Linked DNA regions of Homo sapiens: region 2 is linked to region 1. Evidence: chromatin loops called from intact Hi-C (ENCODE). Cell type or tissue: OCI-LY7. All regions are shown on one strand. Links, peaks and the distances in the headings refer to the core of each region. The heading gives the core; the rest is flanking DNA.

Evidence for each region. A loop is a pair of places that touch in the nucleus more often than their neighbours do. Peaks named below come from ENCODE experiments on the same cell type or tissue, not always from the same donor. Only the 100,000 strongest peaks of a DNase experiment are listed, where the experiment ranks them.
Region 2: a loop joins it to region 1, with 4 times the contacts of the local background. A loop is called at or near these places in 22 of 110 quality-filtered maps.

What each region holds. Positions count from the first base shown.
Region 1 is chr9:129,987,736-129,990,654 of GRCh38, reverse strand. The region is part of intron 2 of FNBP1 (formin binding protein 1); the gene reads left to right. Among named protein-coding and RNA genes, the nearest start is that of FNBP1, 54 kb to the left of the region's middle. RefSeq lists a silencer at 591-885 and an enhancer at 1,635-1,684. In OCI-LY7, for the core only: no CTCF peak of the experiment used is centred there; DNase peaks (open chromatin) are centred at 164 and 1,404; H3K4me3 peaks cover 2,399 bases; H3K27ac peaks cover 2,500 bases.
Region 2 is chr9:130,037,018-130,039,936 of GRCh38, reverse strand. All of the region lies in intron 1 of FNBP1 (formin binding protein 1), which reads left to right. Among named protein-coding and RNA genes, the nearest start is that of FNBP1, 4.7 kb to the left of the region's middle. RefSeq lists an enhancer at 389-508. In OCI-LY7, for the core only: CTCF peaks have their summits at 1,246 and 1,448; DNase peaks (open chromatin) are centred at 246, 1,236 and 1,564; H3K4me3 peaks cover 2,500 bases; H3K27ac peaks cover 2,500 bases.

The sequences.
Region 1 (2,919 bases), core at 141-2,640:
CAAAATTCCAGTGCGTCCCCATTTCATTCAGAGTAAATCCAAAAACCTTACGGTGAAAGTCCTCCAAAACCTTGTATAATCTGGTTCCCACACCTTTCTGACATCATCTGTTTTAACTCTCTTCCTCCTCCTCTCTGCTGTAACCATACAGAGGCCTCCTTCCTGTTTTTTGTACATGCCAGGCATCCCCTCACCCGAGAGCTATTGCGCTAGCCCTTCCATGTAGATATCACCTATGTGTTCTTCCCCAGGCTCCAAGTGGCTGACTCCCTCTCCTGCTTCCAGTTTCTGCTCAGTGAGGCCCACCTCGTCCCTTAGCCCACTTAGCCTGCTTTGCTTTTTCAGTTTTCCTATATTACTGGTAACTTTCTACCATTTTATATAGTTTTCTTGTTTAGTTTTGAAAATTGACAAAATATGTATTTCTATATTATTTGTATATAAAATTGTATATATTTATGGTATACATGATGTCTTGAAATATGTATACGCTGCAGAATGCCCAAATCAGGCTAATTAACATATGCATTACTACTCAAACTTAATATTTTTTTTGTGGGAAGAACATTAAAATCTACTCTTCTAGCAATTTAGCAACCCCTCCCCTCCCCTCCCCTTCCCTCTTTCTTGAGACAGGGTCTCACTCTGTCACCCTGGGTGGAGTGCAGTGGCACGATCTTGGCTCACCTCCCGGGCTCAAGTGAACCTCCCACCACAGCCTCCCAAGTAGCTGGGACCACAGGAATGCGCTGCCACACCCGGCTAATTTTTGTATCTTTTGCAGAGACAGAATTTCACCATGTTGCCCATGCTGGTCTTGAACTTCTAGGTTCAAGCGATCCTCTGACCGAGGCCTCCCAAAGTGCTGGGATTACAGGTGTGAGCACCCGGCCTGGCAATTTTCAAGTATACAATACATTGTTATTAACTGGAGACACAATGTTGTACAATAGATCTCTTGAACTTATTTCTCCTACAATTTTGCCTCATTTGAATAACATCTCCCCAAACCTTCCCAGAGAAATCTGGGTATTATATTTACTGCGCATTGTCTCCTGCAGCCTCTCAGCTAGAATGCAAGCCCCTTAAGGGTGGAGATCTTTGGGTTGTGCTCACTAATGTGTCATAGTGCAGAACAGTGCCTGGCACATAGTAGGTGCCCAGTAAATATTTGTAGATTGTGAGTGAATCGGTAGGGTACAGGCCTAAGATATTTAGCCAGCTTTGCTTTATGGGGAATTATGTGTTTGCACCGGCCTGTGAGAGCTGATGAGATTTTAACAACAAAAAGTAGAACAACAAGGTGCCAGCCGAGTTTCAATCACTAGGGATGCTTGAATGAACGAGACACAGGAAGTGCCTGAACCTGGAGTGCTCACCTTTCACAGCAGAAAACAGAACTGCATGCAAATTAGCAAAGAATTCGAGCATTTAAAGATAGCATGTATGACTCCAAATATGTAAACGCAGTGATGTGATAGAGATTGAAGTGGGGGTGGTTACTGAGCTAGGCTGGTCAGGGAAAACCCATCACTTGAGAAGTGAATTACAAAAAGAAGCCAGACATGTAAGGATGTGGGGGGAGAGAGTGCAAAGGTCCTGAGACGGGAACATGTAGAAGGAATAGAAAGGCCAGTGTGGCTACAGAATATTCAACAGATACTTGGTTGAAATAGTAATATGATGTTGAAAAATCATTGTGGCCTTTGGGAGAGATAACTATCATTAAATATTTTTTTTCTGCATTGCAGGGGAGAATGCTAACTTATTTTAGACATAAACGTGAGACTTTGATTCCTGTAGGTCAGGTCTTAGCATGGGCCAAATCCATCCACTACTTGGTTTTGTAAATAAAGATTTGTTGGAATGTTGCCGTGCCCATGTGTATTGTCTATGGCCACTTTTGCAAACAATTGGCAATTGAGTAGTTGCAAAAGAGATGCATTTACCTGCAAGTCTGAATTTTTTTTTTCTCTTCGAGATGGAGTCTCGCTCTGTCACCCAGGCTGAAGTGCAGTGGTACAATCTCAGCTCACTGCAACCTCCACCTCCAGGGTTCAAGCGATTCTCCTGCCTCAGCCTCCTGAACAGCTGGGACTACAGGCGCACACCACCATGCCTGGCTAATTTTTGTATTTTTAGTAGAGACAGGATTTCACCATATTGGCCAGGCTGGTCCTAGACTCCTGACCTTGTGATCCACCTGCCTCGGCCTCCCAAAGTGCTGGGATTACAGGCATGAGCCACCGCACCTGGCCCTGAAATATTTACTTTCTGGTCCTTTACAGAAAAAGTTTGCCAACCCCTGAGGTCACTATCTATTCAAGGTAGTATAGGTTGAAATTCCTAATATAATTTTTTTTTCTGAGTCTGAACAACCTAATTTTATTTATTTTTGAGACAGTTTCTGTCACCCAGGCTGGAGTGCAGTGGCATGATCTCCAGTCCCTTTCCAGAAACTATGGCCCATGACACTCCATTAGCAGAGTAACAGGGCCTGCTCAACCTCACCCTCACTGCTGCTTTCTGTTTCCAAACCGATCTTTGTCAATTTGCTACTTAACAACTGGTACATCTAGGTCTTAAATTGCATTTCTCTTAGTATGCATGGGGGTTGAACATCTTTTGATACATTTGAGCCATTTATGGTTTTAAAAAATGAACCATTCAAGTCTTGGTCTGTTTTTAATTGGAGCTCATTGTATATAGAGGGTAACTAGGTAGAAATCATATTATACAACAAATTGCATATCGTATATATCATATATATAAAGAAATGAATTTAAATTTAACAGTACAAACGACAGTAAAGTGAAACTGAGGGATGCGCTAAGCTTTAAATATTAAACTCTTAGGCCAGGCACGGTGGCTCATACCTGTAATCCCAGCATTTTGGGAGGCCGAGGTGGGCAGATGACC
Region 2 (2,919 bases), core at 104-2,603, 49 kb before region 1:
GAATTATTTGTAACAGGTGGTTGCAGCTTTCAGGGACCTTCACAAATACTATCAGATTTTACATACATTTTAGGACTTCAGGTTAAAATCAATATAGGCTTTTAGAAACTACAGGTTTCTAATGTGCATTTTACACTGAAGACCTGCTCCTAAGCCACATCCTGCTTTGTAGAGGGAGTAAAACCTTTCTCTTCCTCTTTCTTTTTTACTTTTTCTTTAACCCCTCCATAGAAATAAACTTTCTTTTTTTTTTTTTTTTTGAGACAAAGCTTCGCTCTTGTTGCCCAGGCTGGAGTGCACTGTCACGATCTTGGCTCACTGCAACTTTCACTTCCCAGGTTCTAGTGATTCTCTTGCCTTAGCCTCCTGAGTAGCTGGGACTACAGGTGTGCATTATCACACCTGGCTAATTTTTTCTATTTTTAGTAGAGATGGGGTTTCACCATGTTGGCCAGGCTGGTCTCGAACTCCTGACCTCAAGTGATCTGCCCGCCTCGGCCTCCCAAAGTGCTGGGATTACAGGCGCGAGCTACCTCGCCCAGGCTTACATGGCCATTTTGAAGTGATTGGGTTCTAATAAAATAGTTTACAACTCTTCATAACATAGCTCTTCATAACATTGCCTTTTAATCAATTTTCAAAATTTTTATTGAACAACTATGGTGTGCACAAGACACCAGTCTGAATCTGTTGTAAGTTACATTATATACATTGAAAGATATCTACGTGGAAGCATAGAAAGTAGGTTTTACCTCTAGCTTGTAACATCAGAGTCAAAAGAAAAATGTTTGTATGTAAAATTAACCAAAATACATTTACTCAAGACTTGTTAAAAAGGCAGTGTTAGTAAGGTAAATATGTTCACTGACTTGTTGAAGTTGTGGCTGGTTGTTGGAGAAATGGCAAAGCAAGAGTTGCTTACATTTGAATGTTTTTTTTTTCTTGCCTACTTACTGAGGGAAGTGACAGGTTACTGAAGTGTTAGTTCAGCTTTTTATTAGCTTGCTTATTAGTGTGAAGTATGAATAAATCCATTGGAAAATTAAGCCTTCCTCGTAATTATTCTCTTTGCAGCTAACAAATTATTCAGTGACAGAACCTGGTTTTGCTGCCTCCTAGTATCCTCTCTGTCTTTATTTATTTGCTCTGGTGCTAATGAGAAATGAAGTATGTACAAGAAAGAGAACAGAGAAACCTGAATAATGCATATTGGTTAGCATAGTAAGAAGCCACATGTGGGCTGGGCGCGGTGGGTGGCTGACGCCTGTAATCCCAGAACTTTGGGAGGCCAAGGCGGGCAGATCACGACATCAGGAGTTTGAGACCAGCCGGACCAAGATGGTGAAACCCCATCTCTACTAAAAATACAAAAATTAGCCGGGCGTGGTGGTCCACGCAGGTAATCCCAGCTACTCGGGAGGCTGAGGCGGAGAATCGCTTGAACCCGGGAGGCGGAGGTTGCAGTGAGCCGAGATGGCGCCATTGCACTCCGCCCTGGGCGACAGAGCGACTCTGTCTCAAAAAAAAAAAAAAAAAAGAGCCACCTGTGTTGATTGTATGTCTTTTTTTTTTTTTTTTGAGACGGAGTCTCACTCTGTCGCCCAGGCTGGAGTGCAGTGGGTCGCACGATCTCTGCTCACTGCAAGCTCCGCCTCCCGGGTTGACGCCATTCTCCAGCCTCAGCCTCCGGAGTAGCTGGGACTACAGGCGCCCGCCACCACGCCCGGCTAATTTTTTTGTATTTTTAGTAGAGACAGGGTTTCACTGTGTTAGCCAGGATGGTCTCGATTTCCTGACCTCGTGATCTGCCCACGTCGGCCTCCCAAAGTGCTGGGATTACAGGCGTGAGCCACCGCGCCCGGCCGACTGTATGTAATTTTTTTTACCTGTGATTTTTAGAACCATGCCAGGCATATAATATACATTCATCTGTTGAATATGTTGACCCTGATCGTGGTGTGCACTTTCAAGAGGCAGCCGTTTGAGGATTGTCTACCAACTGTACTGGGAACAATGCCTGACTCTGTGTAGGAGTTCAATAAATATTTATTGGATAAATGAATAAATCCCTTTTTTTCCTTTTGTTTTAACATTTGCTTTTTAAAAATAATGGGAAGATAATTATAACACCTTTCTGCACTTCGGCAGTTGTAAAATATATATATAATTTTAGGTATCTTTTTGGAAAATAGACTATTTTTTAGAGCAGTTTCGGTTCATAGCAAAATTGAGAAGGTACAGAGATTTTCCATATCCTTTCTGCCCCCAAATACACACAGTCTAAGTACCTTTTTTGCCTTTAAAGTAGGGTTTGAAAAATTATCCCTTCTCTGTTGTTCATTCTACTTAGGCATGATATGTGTACATATCTTTATATAAGAACACTTTATAGTGTGTTGAATTTTTTTCCCTAGTGTGTCGAAATTTTAAACTAGTTTTTTAATCTTAAAGTAACAAATTATTAACAGTTCCAGGTATTGGATAATTATTACCTCTTCTTACTGCCCTTGAATGCTAAATTGGAGAACCCTATTAACAATCGTCCCTAGCTCTTCTACTGCTCTTTTTTCTTTTTTCTTTTTCGAGATGGAGTTTTGCTCAGTCACCCAGGCTGGCGTGCAGTGGCGCGATCTCAGCTCACTGCAACTTCTGCCTCCCAGGTTCAAGTGATTCTCATGCCTCAGCCTCCTGAGTAGCTGCAGGCCCCCACCACCATGCCCTGCCAATTTTTGTATTTTTCATACTAGAGATGGGGTTTCACCACGTTGACCAGGCTGGTCTCAAACTCCTGACCTCAAGTGATCTGCCTGCCTCTGCCTTCCAAAGTGCTGGGATTACAGGTGTGAGCCACCATGCCTGGCCTCTACTGCTCCTTTTTCTTTTTTTTTTTTTGAGATGGAGTCTCGCTGGGTTGCCCAG